2 separate regions of the Homo sapiens genome follow, and region 2 is linked to region 1. Evidence: read pairs that join two places in POLR2A ChIA-PET (ENCODE). Cell type or tissue: CD4-positive, alpha-beta T cell. All regions are shown on one strand. Each heading gives the region's core, and the rest is flanking DNA. Links, peaks and the distances in the headings are about the cores only.

What was found. Peaks named below come from ENCODE experiments on the same cell type or tissue, not always from the same donor. Only the 100,000 strongest peaks of a DNase experiment are listed, where the experiment ranks them.
Region 2: POLR2A ChIA-PET joins it to region 1 with 6 read pairs; 6 of 35 experiments call an interaction of 5 or more read pairs at or near these places.

The regions. Positions count from the first base shown.
Region 1 is chrX:136,655,575-136,663,691 of GRCh38, forward strand. It overlaps CD40LG (CD40 ligand), which reads left to right. Exons shown (of 5, transcript NM_000074.3): 4 at 782-844; 5 at 3,465-4,816. The coding sequence ends at 3,841. Among named protein-coding and RNA genes, the nearest start is that of CD40LG, 11 kb to the left of the region's middle. RefSeq lists a silencer at 2,733-2,782. In CD4-positive, alpha-beta T cell, for the core only: no CTCF peak of the experiment used is centred there; DNase peaks (open chromatin) are centred at 2,757 and 3,747; H3K4me3 peaks cover 4,615 bases; H3K27ac peaks cover 4,183 bases.
Region 2 is chrX:136,582,721-136,590,837 of GRCh38, forward strand. It overlaps the pseudogene RNU6-320P. Among named protein-coding and RNA genes, the nearest start is that of MIR934, 36 kb to the left of the region's middle. RefSeq lists enhancers at 3,683-3,812, 3,903-3,972, 5,415-5,474. In CD4-positive, alpha-beta T cell, for the core only: no CTCF peak of the experiment used is centred there; DNase peaks (open chromatin) are centred at 3,821 and 5,511; H3K27ac peaks cover 4,450 bases.

The DNA.
Region 1 (8,117 bases), core at 136-5,135:
AGTACTCAGACCTTGCCTTAACTGTTGTTCTGGATACTAAATGGTCATCCGACTTCCATGAAGGTTTTATCTTCAGAATGACTGCAAGATATGTTGAGTAATAGTACCACGCTGTCTGTTAATTACAGAGAAATCTGAGGAAACAGTTTATGTAGATGCTGCCTAGAAGTCTTCAGGGAAATGATAATATTAACCAAACTGGTCATTTAGGTCATGCAATTTAACTCAACATTTATAGGGCACTTACAAAGTGCCCAATATCAGGCTCATAACTGGACAAAAAGAAACTTCCACACAGTCTCTGCCCTTAGAAGATTGACACATCTCATTAGGGAGCAGGGCTTTAACACAAGAAATAATTAAAGACAGATACAATAGTTCAGCCAGTTGCTTGACCAATTCAGAAACCATAAGAATCTTACTAAGTGTGCAGACTTTGGAGCCCACTAAAATCCCCAGTGTATGGAGTTGTTCCTAAAAGCAAGATTCACGGTATGTTTAATGAAGACCAGTGTTTTTAGCCTGTGTCAATCTATGCAAAATGGAATCGAGTATTGATCAACTGTTAGGAGAATGAGACCGATGGAAACAGCCAATTCAATTACTCAGATATTAGAAACCAACTTTTCCTTCAGTGGGAGAGATGTCAGACCATTTTATCTTTCCTTTTATATAATCTATTTTTGCACAGTCTCTATTACACAGTTGTAGAACTGGACCAGATAGTTTTGTGGGCAGTTTTTGCATTATTTTAGCCTGACAGTTTTTGGTTCCATTTCAGGTGATCAGAATCCTCAAATTGCGGCACATGTCATAAGTGAGGCCAGCAGTAAAACAACATCTGGTAAGTCACACAGCATCTGAGCGGTAGCCACCCAAGGGGAAAGGCTGGGATGCCGAAGTCATGTTACCTAATGGTTAAACTCCTCTTTTCCCCTGGGACCCAATTTACAAACCTACCCCTACACTTCTCCTATTCCCTTCTTTGTCTTCAAAGTGAGTTCAAATGCACAGATGGGACTTAGAGGGACAAAAGGAGGTGGAATGCAATCTGGATGTTCTCATTATGTTCTTGCTCAATGGCTGATTCTAAATGATGAATTACTGGGTGGAGGGACCATTGTTCTGACAACATAGAAGAAATGGCATGTAGTGACCTCCTGACTGGGAGCATCCCTCCTCCTAACCCATCTTCACTGTGTGGAAATGGGCCTCATGGGGTATTTCCTGCCATCTGTCAATCCCTGTATGATTAAGCTCAGCCTCACTGAGGCCAACCTCAGGGAAAGTAAAGGTAAAATCATTCTGTAAAGATCAATAGGTCCCAAGACGTTACATTTTCCAATGAAGTAACAACAGACGACATATTGTGATCTTTTCAACTCTGAACGATTTTATTTCCATATACGTTCTGCCACCATTCTAGCCTTTAGATATTTTTTCCCAAATGTGCATCTTGCGATAACTGGTGCCAAAGAATATGTCGTATCTGATAAATGGATGGAAACATGCACGCTAACATAAAGTCTCCCATCAACATAAAGGCAAGAGCGTCAGAGGAGTCTTTGAAAAATTCTACAGAGTGCTCCGGAATGGAGTTCTAAGCAGTGCATGTGTGTGTGCATATGTGTATGTGTGTGACAGGGAGAGAAAGAGAGATGGACAGAGAGAGAAAAAAGACACTGCTTCATCTCTGAAGTGGCTTGGGCTTCTCAGTAGGCGTAACACATGGACAGTTATCATTATCATGGATCATGGTACCAAAGTAAGAGCACTGAATAGGGAGTTTTTGAACACTGGGATTCAAGGACCATGACCACTGCTTGCTGGGTGACCTTGAGCAAGACCCTTTACCTATGCAGCAGTTTTCTACTTCACCTACTTTACAGGGTGGCTTTGAGCATCAAATCAGCTAATGTGGCCGAAAGTGATGCTGTCGAGTGCTGTACAACCGTAAGGTGACACTACTTAGTTTACTTCACCATGGCTTAGATGTCAAAAGGGTGACATAAAGCCCCTCACTAATACCAGTTAGTTACACAATATTTAATAATTTTGTCAAGTACCCCTTCTCTCTTCTGGATCAGATGACAACAACAGAGAAATCTCCTAGAAGAATAGCTTCCCACTGGTCTTTTTTTGCCTGTATCTAAACCCTTGATCTTGGATATATTTCATAGAGCTCAGATTCTCCCAAAAGGCTTGTAATGGATATCAGTCCTACAATATCTTACAGTCTGCATCACAATAGGTTTCCAGGGGATCAGATGGGAAGACAGTAACATTCCACCCCCACCCCAGTCCCAAACCTCTTCTTCCTACCTAGCCATGCTGCTAAAATCTTGCCCTACATCCCACAGCAAGTACTAAAATTAGGTAAGGACGTACCAAAGTAAACTTACTGAACTAAAAGATTGAGAACCTGCCCTTTTTTTCTCAATAAAATGGTTCAAAAGGGCAAACATTCTAATGAAGCATTGTTTCTGGAGTGGTCTGGAGGGCCCGGATCTGTCAGGCATTTCAGGATGCCTCCCTATTAGTAAAGGGCGAGTCTTACCAGGTGGGATCTTGTGCCCTGATAGACCTAAGACTATCGAATAGGAATTATTTTTTAAAAAGCTCAAGGAAGCAAACACATCAGTACTTTCACTTTTCCTCAACCCTCACCCCCATCAGTCAGTCTAGCTTTCTGTGGGAGCTGAGATTTCAAGTCGGGTGCACACACTACTTTGAACCCACTCAACATCTCAGCCGAGAAAATGGCACACTGTTGGTGGGTACTCTGGCTTAGCCACAAGAATACTGGTACTTTCAAGTTGGTGGCGCCCACTACAATGGGAGATCAAAACATACCGTGAAATGAGCACACAGTTTATTTTCATACTTCCTTGCCTAATTTTAGTCCTTGCTGGGGGAGGCAGATCAGGTTTGCAACAGCATGATCAGGTAGGAAGAAATGGGGTCTTTTCTCTGTGCTGAGGCTGAGCTAGGTAGACTGACAACTCTCTGACTTTGTAAAATTCAAGGCAAGCAAGGTATTCATGGTAATATTAGCAAAAATTTGGTCCGAGTAATTTGGTATGTATAATTTATGATGTCAAATTTTGAAATCATTTGTGCCTTCTTAAGTTCAAGGCAAATTGGCTATAAGAACTCTAACGAGAGAAAGAAACTCACTGTGATCTCTTACTTTATTTAATCTTCACAAGTCTCTGAAATATGCTCCAATATGAGCCCCGTGTTGCAGATGAGGAACTGAAGCTCATGGAGATTTAGAGACTTGCCCAAGCTTAAATAGAGCCTAGATTGGAACATGGCTCTGTCTGACTCTGAAGCCCATGGAAGGGGCCTTGAGAATCCATCCCTATACAAAGCCAATATCCAACATTAAACTATATTTTTTGTCAGAATGTGAACCATGCTCTGCTTCACCTCACCACAAACTTTCCCTTTCTTTGTAACAGTGTTACAGTGGGCTGAAAAAGGATACTACACCATGAGCAACAACTTGGTAACCCTGGAAAATGGGAAACAGCTGACCGTTAAAAGACAAGGACTCTATTATATCTATGCCCAAGTCACCTTCTGTTCCAATCGGGAAGCTTCGAGTCAAGCTCCATTTATAGCCAGCCTCTGCCTAAAGTCCCCCGGTAGATTCGAGAGAATCTTACTCAGAGCTGCAAATACCCACAGTTCCGCCAAACCTTGCGGGCAACAATCCATTCACTTGGGAGGAGTATTTGAATTGCAACCAGGTGCTTCGGTGTTTGTCAATGTGACTGATCCAAGCCAAGTGAGCCATGGCACTGGCTTCACGTCCTTTGGCTTACTCAAACTCTGAACAGTGTCACCTTGCAGGCTGTGGTGGAGCTGACGCTGGGAGTCTTCATAATACAGCACAGCGGTTAAGCCCACCCCCTGTTAACTGCCTATTTATAACCCTAGGATCCTCCTTATGGAGAACTATTTATTATACACTCCAAGGCATGTAGAACTGTAATAAGTGAATTACAGGTCACATGAAACCAAAACGGGCCCTGCTCCATAAGAGCTTATATATCTGAAGCAGCAACCCCACTGATGCAGACATCCAGAGAGTCCTATGAAAAGACAAGGCCATTATGCACAGGTTGAATTCTGAGTAAACAGCAGATAACTTGCCAAGTTCAGTTTTGTTTCTTTGCGTGCAGTGTCTTTCCATGGATAATGCATTTGATTTATCAGTGAAGATGCAGAAGGGAAATGGGGAGCCTCAGCTCACATTCAGTTATGGTTGACTCTGGGTTCCTATGGCCTTGTTGGAGGGGGCCAGGCTCTAGAACGTCTAACACAGTGGAGAACCGAAACCCCCCCCCCCCCCCCGCCACCCTCTCGGACAGTTATTCATTCTCTTTCAATCTCTCTCTCTCCATCTCTCTCTTTCAGTCTCTCTCTCTCAACCTCTTTCTTCCAATCTCTCTTTCTCAATCTCTCTGTTTCCCTTTGTCAGTCTCTTCCCTCCCCCAGTCTCTCTTCTCAATCCCCCTTTCTAACACACACACACACACACACACACACACACACACACACACACACACACACACAGAGTCAGGCCGTTGCTAGTCAGTTCTCTTCTTTCCACCCTGTCCCTATCTCTACCACTATAGATGAGGGTGAGGAGTAGGGAGTGCAGCCCTGAGCCTGCCCACTCCTCATTACGAAATGACTGTATTTAAAGGAAATCTATTGTATCTACCTGCAGTCTCCATTGTTTCCAGAGTGAACTTGTAATTATCTTGTTATTTATTTTTTGAATAATAAAGACCTCTTAACATTATCGTTGTTGTTTGAGTACCTAAAGCTCCCAGCCAGGTTGGGGAAAGAGGAAGCATTTGGAGGGAATTTTCCCAACCTTTGTGATGTTTTCATAAACTTTGTTCTCAAGCTACTTACATTATAAAATATCTTGGTGGCAGCACACTTTCTGGAAGTCTGTGACAGCCTTTGATCGATGATGTGCTAGCCTATTCAGTGAAAAGCAATCTAGGTCTTTATTTCCAGCTTCTTCTGAAAAAGTTGCAGGAGATTGAAAGAACTTTTTTTTATTAATCACAGCCAAGTGAGGCTGGAGAGGGTCCTTAAATAAGGAGCAGTGGCATAGCTTATTAATAGCTGTCTAGGTGGTTCCACTTAGGCAAGAGGAAATGGAGCTGAGAAAACCTGAGGGGAAGTATTGGCCCCCCAGTCTTCCACTGAAGTCAATGGAGCCATTTCTTGTCACCTCCAACAGAGGAATTTTTCATGTAAGAAACCCAGAGTGGTGTGTTCATCTTTACCGGGTAAGTCCTACATGCTCACTGTTGGTTATCTCCCTGGGCTCATGGTTTTAACTTAGCAGCATCTTCAAGCCACTAATGCCATGCCTTTTGTTCTCAACTGTCTCCTAGAATTTGCCTGCATCTCCAAAGGGTGGGCCTAGTTCCTCAAACCCAGTACATTCCAACCGAACTCTTAACTTTTCCCCCCACACAATGGGATCTGTGTTCAATGTTTCCCAGTCCAATGAATGGTGTCTTTATCTACCCAGTTTTTCAAGTCAGAAACCTGGCTTGACTTCACTCTCATCACCCCCATGTTCAATCCCTCCAGCCTATGCTCATCAACCCTATCTCTTAAGTAGTCCTTAATCTACTTCTTTCTATCTCTACTATTTCTATCCTAGTCCCAACTGTCACCATCTCTCTTCTGGAATAGTACAACAGCCTCCTAGATTCCCTGCCTCCACTCTTGCTCCCTTCCATCAATTCTCCATGCACAGCCAGTCCCCTGCTTCTTATGAACCTTGGAATAAAGACCAAAATAATCAATTTCATCTCCTGCTGCCACCTCTCTCGGTCTCTTAAGTTCTAGCCCTCAGTTCCTCTAAGCAAGGTTACAAATGCTTTCCTACCTTAGGGCCCTGGAATGCTGTTTTCTCTTCTTGCAAGACCCATTTCTCTCCCTCACTGCACCCTGCACTTAGCAAGTGCTTCACAGCACTTATCATGGTTGAAGTTTTCCCTACTATGCTGTGAGCTTCTTGAGGACCAAGACCTTGTCCCATTCACCATGATAACTTCAGCGTCTACCACAGGACCTAGCATTGAATTGGCCCTTTATTTGGTGCATGAAGGAATAAATGAATGAATAAATACAGCTGCTTATAACTCAATAGCCCAGAAAATAATTCTGTGTGTTGGCTGAGGCAAAAATTTGCTACACTGAAAGGATCCTCATTAGGTCAAAAATATCTGGATGATAAAAATGCACTCATGGAGTAAAAAATGACTGAGAATTATGCTGTAGCTAAAAACAGATAATATGTTTTTATTATACATTTCATGATAATTTGCAAAATAATATATGTTTGTTCCAAACTTCAATTGAACATTTTCAGCATTTTCCTATAAATGAAAAAGACTCGAGTACATTTCTGATGTACCTGTAATAGTCTGATCATAAATTATCTAACTTAGTTCCATTTTTATAATCATGTCACTTCTGCCTTCTATCTAAGGGGGAGGGTGGGAATGTTTGAAATACCAAATAATTATTTCTAGATAAAGAGAAAATAAACAAGGATAAAATATTACTGCCTCTGTTATTTGATGGTTAGCAAATGACCACAAAACGCAAACAGTGTGCTCTAGCAAGCTGTCAGAACAGGGGTGCCCCCACTTAAACGGAAATGACATGTAAACTTTTGGGCTTCAGGAGAGAATACATTCTGTGCTACATTCAACTATTTTCACAGGGCCCAATGCCACTGTGTTGGGAACTGCACTGCTTTAGACTTTTAAAGTAGTCTGAAGTACTTTGAGACACAGAAACATGGAACTAAGTATGATTTTTATGTTATTTTTCTCTGTGAATCACATCCCCACTAAAACAAAACAAAACCAGAAATGCTCATTGTAGTGTAGTAGTTAAATCTCGAGTCAGACAGATACAGTCTTAATCTAGGCTCCACTATTAACCAGCTTTATAAGTACAGGCAAGTCATTTCACCTCCTCTAGTCCTCTGTGTCTTCATCTGTAAAGTGGGAATAAAAAGAAGACATGCTGGGCCAGGCATGGTGGCTCACGCCTGTAATCCCAGCAGTTTGGGAGGCTGAGGCAGGTGGATCACTTGAGGTCAGGAGTTCGAGACTAGCCTGGCCAACACAGCAAAACGCTGTCTCTACTAAAAACACAAAAATTAGCCCAGCATGGTGGTGTGTGCCTGTAATCTCAGCTACGTGGGAGGCTAAGGCAGCAGAATCACTTGTACCCAGGAGGGGGAGGTTGCAGTAAGCCAAGATGGTGCCTGTGCACTCCAGCCTGGGCGACAGAAGCAAGACTGCATCTCAAAAAAAAAAAAAAAAAGTTTATAAAGATTCAGTGAGATTGTCCACAGAAAGTCCCCAGCAGAATCTGCTCTCTGGAGAAGATCATCATGTAAGAAGCACTAAGGTGGGTCTCTACATGGTCCCCAGCACACCTGTCTGCATTCAGTGGTGCAAGTGGACAGGGTGCCATCTTAAATGGTTGAAACTTCTGAGACCAAGGAGAATGCCTGGCAACCCAGGTACACATGAGAGCCTATGCTCATGTACTAGACCAAAGACCACACCCAATGTGAAGCAAAGTGAAACCAAAAAAAAGAAAGAAAGAAAAAGCAAACATTACAGTAGACCTGTGGATAGCAAAGACCCTTTTTTTATGGTATAGTTTTATTGTCAAAAACTGCTAAGCGCTGGGGGCTTGGAGTTGCCAAATTTTTCAGTAGGTTTGAGAAGATTACATATATATATATTATATATATATATTATATATATTATATATATATTATATATATTATATATATATATTATATATATTATATATTATATATATATATTATATATGTTATATATATATATATATATATTTAGATGGAGTCTTACTCTGTTGCCAGGCTGGACTGGAGTGCAATGGCATGATCTCGGCTCACTGCAACCTCTGCCTCCCAGGTTCAAGCGATTCCCCTGCCTCAGCCTCCCGAGTAGCTGGGGCTGCAGGTGCATGCCACCACGCCCAGTTAATTTTTTTTTTTTTTTGTATTTTAGGAGAGATGGGGT
Region 2 (8,117 bases), core at 1,171-6,170, 72 kb before region 1:
TCCTATAAGATTACAATGGAATTAAAAATTTCCTATTGCCTAGTGGCATTGTAGTCATAGTAACGTTGCAGCCCTAACACCATAATGCAATGCAATGCATTACTCATGTTTGTGACACTAGTGTTAACAAGCTATTGCTCTGCCAGTCATATAAAAGACTAGCAATACAACTATGTATAGAACATATACTTGATAATGACAATAAACAACTATGTTACTGGTTTAGATATTTACTATACCATACCTTTTATCATTATTTTCAAGCGGACTCCTTCTACTTATTAAAAAAAACAGTTAAGTGTAAAACAAGCTCAGGCAGGTCCTTCAGGAAGTATTCCAGAAGAAAAAATTGTTAGCGTAGGAGATGACAGCTTCGTGAATGTTACTGTCCCTAAAGACCTTCCAGAGGGGAACAAGATGTGGAGATGGAAGACCATGATACTGATGATCCTGACCCTGTGTAGGCCTAGGCTAATGTGTGTGTTTGGTCTTAGAGTCTAACAAAAAAGTCTCAAAACTGCGCTTGCTTTGGCAGCCCATGTACTAAAACTGGAGTGATACAGAGAATAGTAACATGGCTCCTGTGCAAGAATGACACACAAATTGTGATGCGTTCCATTAAAAAAAACTAAAAATAAGTAAAAATAATAAAAAGTAAAAGTTTTAAAGTAGATAAGCTTAGAGAATAAGGATATACATGATGAAAATATTTTTGTACAGCTGTACAATTTGTGTTTAAGTGTTATTACAAAACAGTAAAACAGGTAAAAAAATTTAAGGTTTATAAAGTGAAAAAATTATAGTAAGCTAAGGTTAATTAGTTATTGAAGAAAGAAAAAAATTATGTATTTTTTGAGATGGAGTCTTGCTCTGTCACCCAAACTGGAGTGCAATGATGCAATCATGGCTCATTGTAGCCTTGAACTCCTGGTCTCAAGTGGTCCTCCCACCTCAGCCTCTCAAGTTGCTGGGACTACAGGTGTGTGCCTCCACACACAGCTAATTTTTAAATTTTTTGTAGAGATGATGTATTGCCATGTTGCCCAAGCTGGTCTGAAACTCCTGAACTTAAGCGATCCATCCACCTCAGCCTCCCAAAGTGTTGGGATTACAGGAGTGAGCCACCATGTCCAGCCAAGAAAAAATATTTTTTATAAATGTAGTGTAGCCTAAGTGTACAGTGTTTGTAAAGTCTACAGTAGCATGGAGTGATGTCCTAGACCTTCACATTTACTCACCACCCACTCACTGACTCAACCAGAGCAACTTCTACTATTGCAAGCTCCATTCGTGGTAAGCGCCTTATACAGGTGTATAATTTTTTAAATCTTTTATACTGTATTTTTACTGTGCCTTTTCTATATTTAGATATGTTCGATACATAAATACTTACCATTGTGTTCCCATTGCCTACAGTATTCAACATAGCAACATGCTGTTCAGGTTCGTAGCCTAGGAGCAATAGGCCACACCATATAGCCTGGGTGTGTAGTAGGCTATACCACCTATGTTTGTGTAAGTGCACTCTGTGCTGTTCACACAACAAAATCACCTAATGACACATTTTTCAGAATGTACCCTCATCATTATGCAACACATGACTGTGCTTCTTAGACTCCAAACATACTTCCCCTGACTTGGTTCTAGGGAGTCAACATTGTCAATGTTACAACTTCGTCTTAGAATGGTTTAGTGCTCCCCCCCACCTTCTTCTTATACCCAGGATCATAAAGGCTTCTTCAAGGGCATTTTGTTGGGCACGGAGCTGACCACCTCCATGTGTTTCCTTCCCTTCAGGCCTTACAGAGCTTATTCTCATTATTCCACCTCTATTTGCAACGGAGCCTGAAACCTATCCTTATTTGCAGTTTGCCATTTAAAAATCATCCCTTCTGGCTTTACTTTTTGCCCTGTTCTTTCTGTGTCCAAACTGAAAGTCCGAAGTGAGAGAAACTCATGCTACAGAGTAACTCGCTGGGGTTTGGTGTCAAATCTTAAAACGCCCACTTTCCAATCAAGGGTGACTAAATTATGAAGTAGCACTGCCCCCACCCCCTCCTTTTTAGCTCTTCACAATGCTTGCTATCACCTATTTTATAATTAGCAGTAGATTAGCATGAAAAAGATCTTCCTTCCTGAATTAGGCACTGCAAATATATTTTCTAACTTTTGACCTAAATTGCAGTCTGATTTAAAGTTTTGTTTGTTTGTTTACCAGTTTTCTAGAGAAATAAGAAAAAAAAATAAAGTTTTGTTTGTTTGCTTGCTTGCTTGCTTTTTTTATTCACTCAACAAATCCTTAGCACATTTTGAACAAAGCAGCTTGAAAGCAGAGTTAGGCTATTTCTGTACACAAATAGAAGAGCAACTAAGCTTGTGTTTTCACCAGTGGTCTTTTGCAGAAGATAAGGGTCAATAGCTATGAGGGACCAAGGCTCAAGTTTCACTTAAGGGAAACTGGATTCACTTCTCCAAGTGATACTGAAAGCTTGTATTCCAGGGTTAAGATTTACCAAATCAGGGACTCTCTTGTTTTCAGGGATAGTGCAGATTCTACATATCGGGTTTTTAGGGTGCACATGATGAATAGTTTGGAAACGTTTCTGCACCAGTTTATCACTGGCAAGACAGAGGTACCACTTGCAGTCCTCTTCCTGAGAAGGTTCCTCCCACAAGGCATCCCACTTCCTTTTCAAATTTTACTTATTTTGCTCATCAGCAATAAAATGAAAATGTGTCTTTCGCTCTCTATAATCATCTCCCCAACTCAGCAACTTAAGGTGCCTCTGTCACTTTGATTTATTCAAATGATTTGAAATGTCAACTTATTGAAGATCTGTAGAGGACCATGGGTAATGTCACCCACTGCCCTGAAAAGCCAACGAATTTTAACTCTCTGAACGGATGTCAGACAAGGGCAAAGCTGAGCCCATGGAATCACTTTTTGCCATGCTTCTCAATGGAGCAATTCAAGGTGACTTCGTCATGCCCATTGAGGAAGCCACATCTGCCAGTTTGTATGGCATCATATTGGCAAAAAGGAAAAATGGTCACTGAGAGGAGACTTTTCCCCACAAGTATGATTTCTTAGAGAGCCATGGCATTATTTTGGTGCTTAATGAAGTGAAACCTTTTTATCCCAGCTACAGTCCGGCCTTACTGGATTGGCAACAGCCCCAGCAAACTGACAATTTAAATGAGGGTGCCACTGCTTGAGGACTTTATGTGAGGCCTCATTAATTAGTCTATGAGGATGGTCTAACACGGTGCTTGGCACAGAGGTAGATAGCACTCGTGGCATATTAACCATTGCTATGATTATGAAAAGTTCATTTCTAGAGAGTTCCACCAGTAGTTAAGAGGTAGGCTTAGGGATTTGACCTCTAACACACTGTGACTATTCCTGTCATTCTATCCTGCTGGTGGCTGGCCTGGTGCTCTAGGGTAGTCAAAACCATTTTAAGAAACCGCAGAGAAATGTTAAATTCTCCTGTTGTGCTGGAATTCAGTGAATGCCAATGGATCTTAAAATAATTGGGTCAGTGTCTGAGGCTTAGAAAGGCAAGAATTCTCTTTTGCCACATGGGATTTTGTGTGAATTTGGCATTAATATCAGACCTGTGCTATCTTGGCTTGCTTCTTTAGGAAGTAAGCTGGTGCTAACCCCTCAAGGAAAGGATAAAACACTTAGCAGAGCCTTGTTTGTTTCTCAGTAGGGAGTGGCACACTAGCTTAACATGTAGGAAGTTGGCAATAAAGTACTATGTATGACGGAGATCTGACCTCGTTCTTAGCTGAGGTTGGTATGGCTTCCTCTAGAGCATTTGCCAAGTGGCCTTTGTGGTTAAACAGCACACTGAACTTTCTCTTAACTCCTTTTAAAGTGAGGACAAAAGGATGGATATGCCTGGCTGCCGCCAATGAACATTACACAGTGCCTCCTCTGTGTTAGGTGTTGGAGGTGCCATGAGCAGCACAGTCCCAGTCCCAGTTCTCAAGTTCACAGTCTAGTCAGAGATACAAACAGTGATGCACTGGAGCCCATTGCTACTGATTCATGAGAGTTGATAGATGTTTAGAAATTTTTGCCAGTCAGTCGTTAAACACAAACTTATTAAAAATAAAATTCTATAAGCCTGCAATTAAAATACATTTCAAACAAAGGTAAGAAACACTCAAAATGTATCACTTCCTAATTATTTTACTGCCATTGCTTATTATATATGCTCTTGAGGTGATCTATAGCTATTGTAGCAGTCTGATGGAAATGCTGTATAATGCTGTACTACTGGGCATTTCTACCCAAATCAATGTGTAGCCTCACGTCGGTAGCTTGAAATTGGTCATGGTGGGAATATTTACACAGTGGAAATTGGCAATCACTATAAACTTGGAATGTTTTCTTTTTTCCTTTCATAAAATCAGTTATTAAACATTTATTAGCACACCTGGAGACATTCTAGCAAATAGATTACAGTAAATCCAGTGGGCCCCATGGCTGTGGGATTATAGCCCATGGTAGGAGAACATGGGAAAGTGTTGTGAAAGGCTTCACACAGGAGGCAGGTGCTTGAAGCAAAGCTCTGAAAGATAATTAGGAGTGAAGGCCCAGAGGCAAGATAGGGCAGAATTGATCGAATGAAAAAGATGTGGGTTTTGCTCTCAGGGGCTCTCAGTTAAAAGGAAACAGGAGAAAGGGAGTGAAGGGTCAAGTGCTCTGTGGGGTCTACTGGGACTGCTGTAGGGGCACAGAGGAGGGCACAGGGCTGGTGGGGGTAGAGTAAGGCTTCCTGGAGGAGGTGATGTGGCATCTTACCACGGAGATCAAAAGAGAACTAGGAGTAGCCACCGTTCCTGGAATGGAGGTAGAAAAGTAATGTCTTCTTATATATTAAAATATATTGCCAATACAATCAGCATAGAAGAGTAATCAATGTTTTAAAAATGTATTCTCAAGAAATGCTTCACTCTTGAGATTGTGCAATCCTTGAAATATTGCCTTGTGAGTGGGGATCTTAGTTTCTAGTGCAGCCTCCCACCTATCACGGGGCTTTGCTTATAATAGCCCTGGCTGAGGGCTTTGAAGTTCTGCCTGAATACTACAGGTGTTGGGGGAGAAGGGAATTGAGTGCATTTGTTAAATTCTGAACTAAATGGGAATAAAGACCTCATTTGGGGAGATAATTATTAAATCCTATATTCAGAAGTCTGGTGTTTGCTAAGCCCTTCAGTTTCATGGACAAAGCATAAACAATATTCCCTTTTCAACACCACAAATTAACTTTTCCAAGAAAAATTGGCTGTGAGATAAGGATAGATTATATTCTGGTATGTGTATGAGGAATGGGGACTTTGAACTGCTCTCAAGTCCCTAACTACAGAAAATCTAAGAAATGATGTTGTCTCACTTTGGTAAAATAACATCTGGGGAAAATACCTACTTTCTCTTTGCATTTAGTGCCTCATTAAAAAAAAAAACAAAAAAAAAAACAAAACTAAAGGTCAGATTAGCAACCTAAAAATGAAACTAGAATGGAGGTGAGGAAAGAAGTAGTGTAACATTTTACCCTGAGGCTGAGAAGAGGGAGCAGATCTAGTTGTGCAAGCACTCAGAGTCTGAAACGTAGGCCCTTAGTGTTACAAACAGGATGAATGCCTTGGCAAATAAACTCTTGAAAAGAAACCTGTGCTAAGATTTCCCAGAGACTCTGAGTTTTCTTTAATCCTTTACATCCTTCTTTTTGTTACAAAAATAAATTTATTTATTATTTATTTATTTATTTATTTGGACAGGGTCTTGCTCTGTCGCCCAGGTTGGAGTGCAGTGGTGAATCACAGCACACTGCAGCCTTGACCTCCAGGGCTTAAGCAATCCTCCCACCTCAGCCTCCTGAGTAGCTGAGACCACGGACACACACCACCATGCCTGGCTAATTTTGTCATTTTTTTGTAGAGACAGAGTTCTCTCCATGTTGCCCAAGCTGGTCTCAAACTCCTAGGCTCAAGAAATCCTCCCACCTCAGGCTCCCAAAGCGCTGGGATAACAGGCATGAGCCACTGCATCCGGCAAATTCTTCTTAACTTTCTTGTTTGCAAGAAATAGAAACCCATTCAGCTAGTTCAGATAAAGGATGGGTGGGAAAATGAAATTAATTCAGAAATATTAACTGACACTCACTATGTGCCGGGTTCTGAGCTAGGAGTCCCTGGTAAGCAGTGACTAAGATGGACACAGTCCCTGTCCTCACAGAGCGTACCATCTAGGAGGAAAAAAAGCACTAAACTAACAATTACACAGTTTGGGTGTTGTTGTTGTTGTTTCTGAGACAGGGTCTTGCTCTATTACCCAGTCTGAAGTGCAGTAGCGCAATCTTGGGTCATTGCAACCTCCGCCACTGGGGTTCAAGCAATCCTCTTGCCTCAGCCTCCTGAGTAGCTGGAATTACAGGCATGTGCCACCACACCACACTAATTTTTGTTTCTGTTTTGTTTTGTTTTTTAGTAAAGATGGGGTTTCACCATGTTGGCCAGGCTCGTCTCAAACTCCTGACTTGAAATGATCCGCCCACCTCAGTCTCCCAAAGTTCTGGGATTACAGGCATGAGCCACTACGCCCAGCCTATTTGTTATTTAATTATAAGCACGATGTGCACTCTGAGGGAAAGGAGTGAGGGGTCGTGAGAGCCCATGGAGCTCCAACCTAATAGGGCTGGATGAAAGGCCAGAGGAGGCTTCACTGGAGAAGTGATATTTGAGAAAACTCAGGAGCATACCTTTAGCTGGGATGAAGGAAGCATTATCTGGTACCCTTGCTTTTCTTTCTAATTCCCTTATCAGGCAATACGTTACAAAATCAGCATGAAATTTGATAAATTAAAACTCAGAAACAATGTAGAAAAAAAAGCCTCCCGATCTATTTTATACTCGCAGGCTCCTTCCACCAATATGCTCAATTATTTTCCCTGAACAGATGTTCCCAGACCTTTCACTCACCCAGGAGTTTATTTCTTGTTTATTCCTGACAAAATTGCTGTTTAGCATAAGATTTAAAATGTGTGCATTTACAGCGCTACATCCAGAATGCACCCCAGAAAGGAATTTTCACCATTAAATGTACAACTTAGTCAGGGTTATGATGACTAAAATGTTGTGGGAATGCTGATTATTTAAACATGACATTATTAAGTTTTAATTCATCTTTGTAAACAATTCTTTATTTTTATACTGCTGCAGAATTAATACCACTGTTGACTTGTGTTTCAGTCTTTACATATCGCATTCCCTGTGCTTTTCACAGGTCTACTGTGTTTCCACAGTTACTTCCCATCTGAGAAGCTGGAGAGGAGGCATTTGCCTTGACCCTCCACCCACCTACAGTCAGGCAAACATGCCTCTGACTAATAGAAACTGCCTGAAGGTGATGACTTGGTACATCCAGCAGACACTGAACTGCTGGACAGAATCATATTTATAGCTTTCTTACAACTATCTTTTGCTTCTCACACAGGGTAGCTACTGGATACAGGAAGGTGCGTCTTCTTTTCTCACACCCATTTCTCTCCTTTGGGTTTATGACTCCACCATTGTAGACATACTTGTCTGGCCTAAGAAAGCAAACTGACCAAAGAGTTGCGCAAAACTCAGCAGATTCCATTTTGTAAACCTTCTCCAGTTGGAATTGCATAAAAGAGCCCTTCTCCTTTAAATTTCACTTTGAACTCTACCTTGGCTGAACCAAAATATCAGAGGGAAACTCAGTCAAAACCACAGTGTAGACCCCAAATAAGTAAAGATTTACTTGAAACCTGAAGATTTTCTCAAAAGCTTTTGAGAAGGTGCAGATAGAAAGGCCAACCTCACTTGGATTTATGATAAGGAGTGAAATCTGAAACCATGGGTTCTAGGCACTGGCTACCACTAGAGGTAGGTGGTAAAATAGCAATAATAATAATAATAATTACTGCTGCTACTACTACCTCTTGTCTTAAGCCTTTGCTATATGTCAGTAGATATTGTGCTAAGCATTGTTTATCTCAATGGCTTATCTCAGCAACCCTCTGGGGTGGGTGTGATATGACATCTCTTTACAGATGAGAAAATAAGGCTTGTTCGAATTC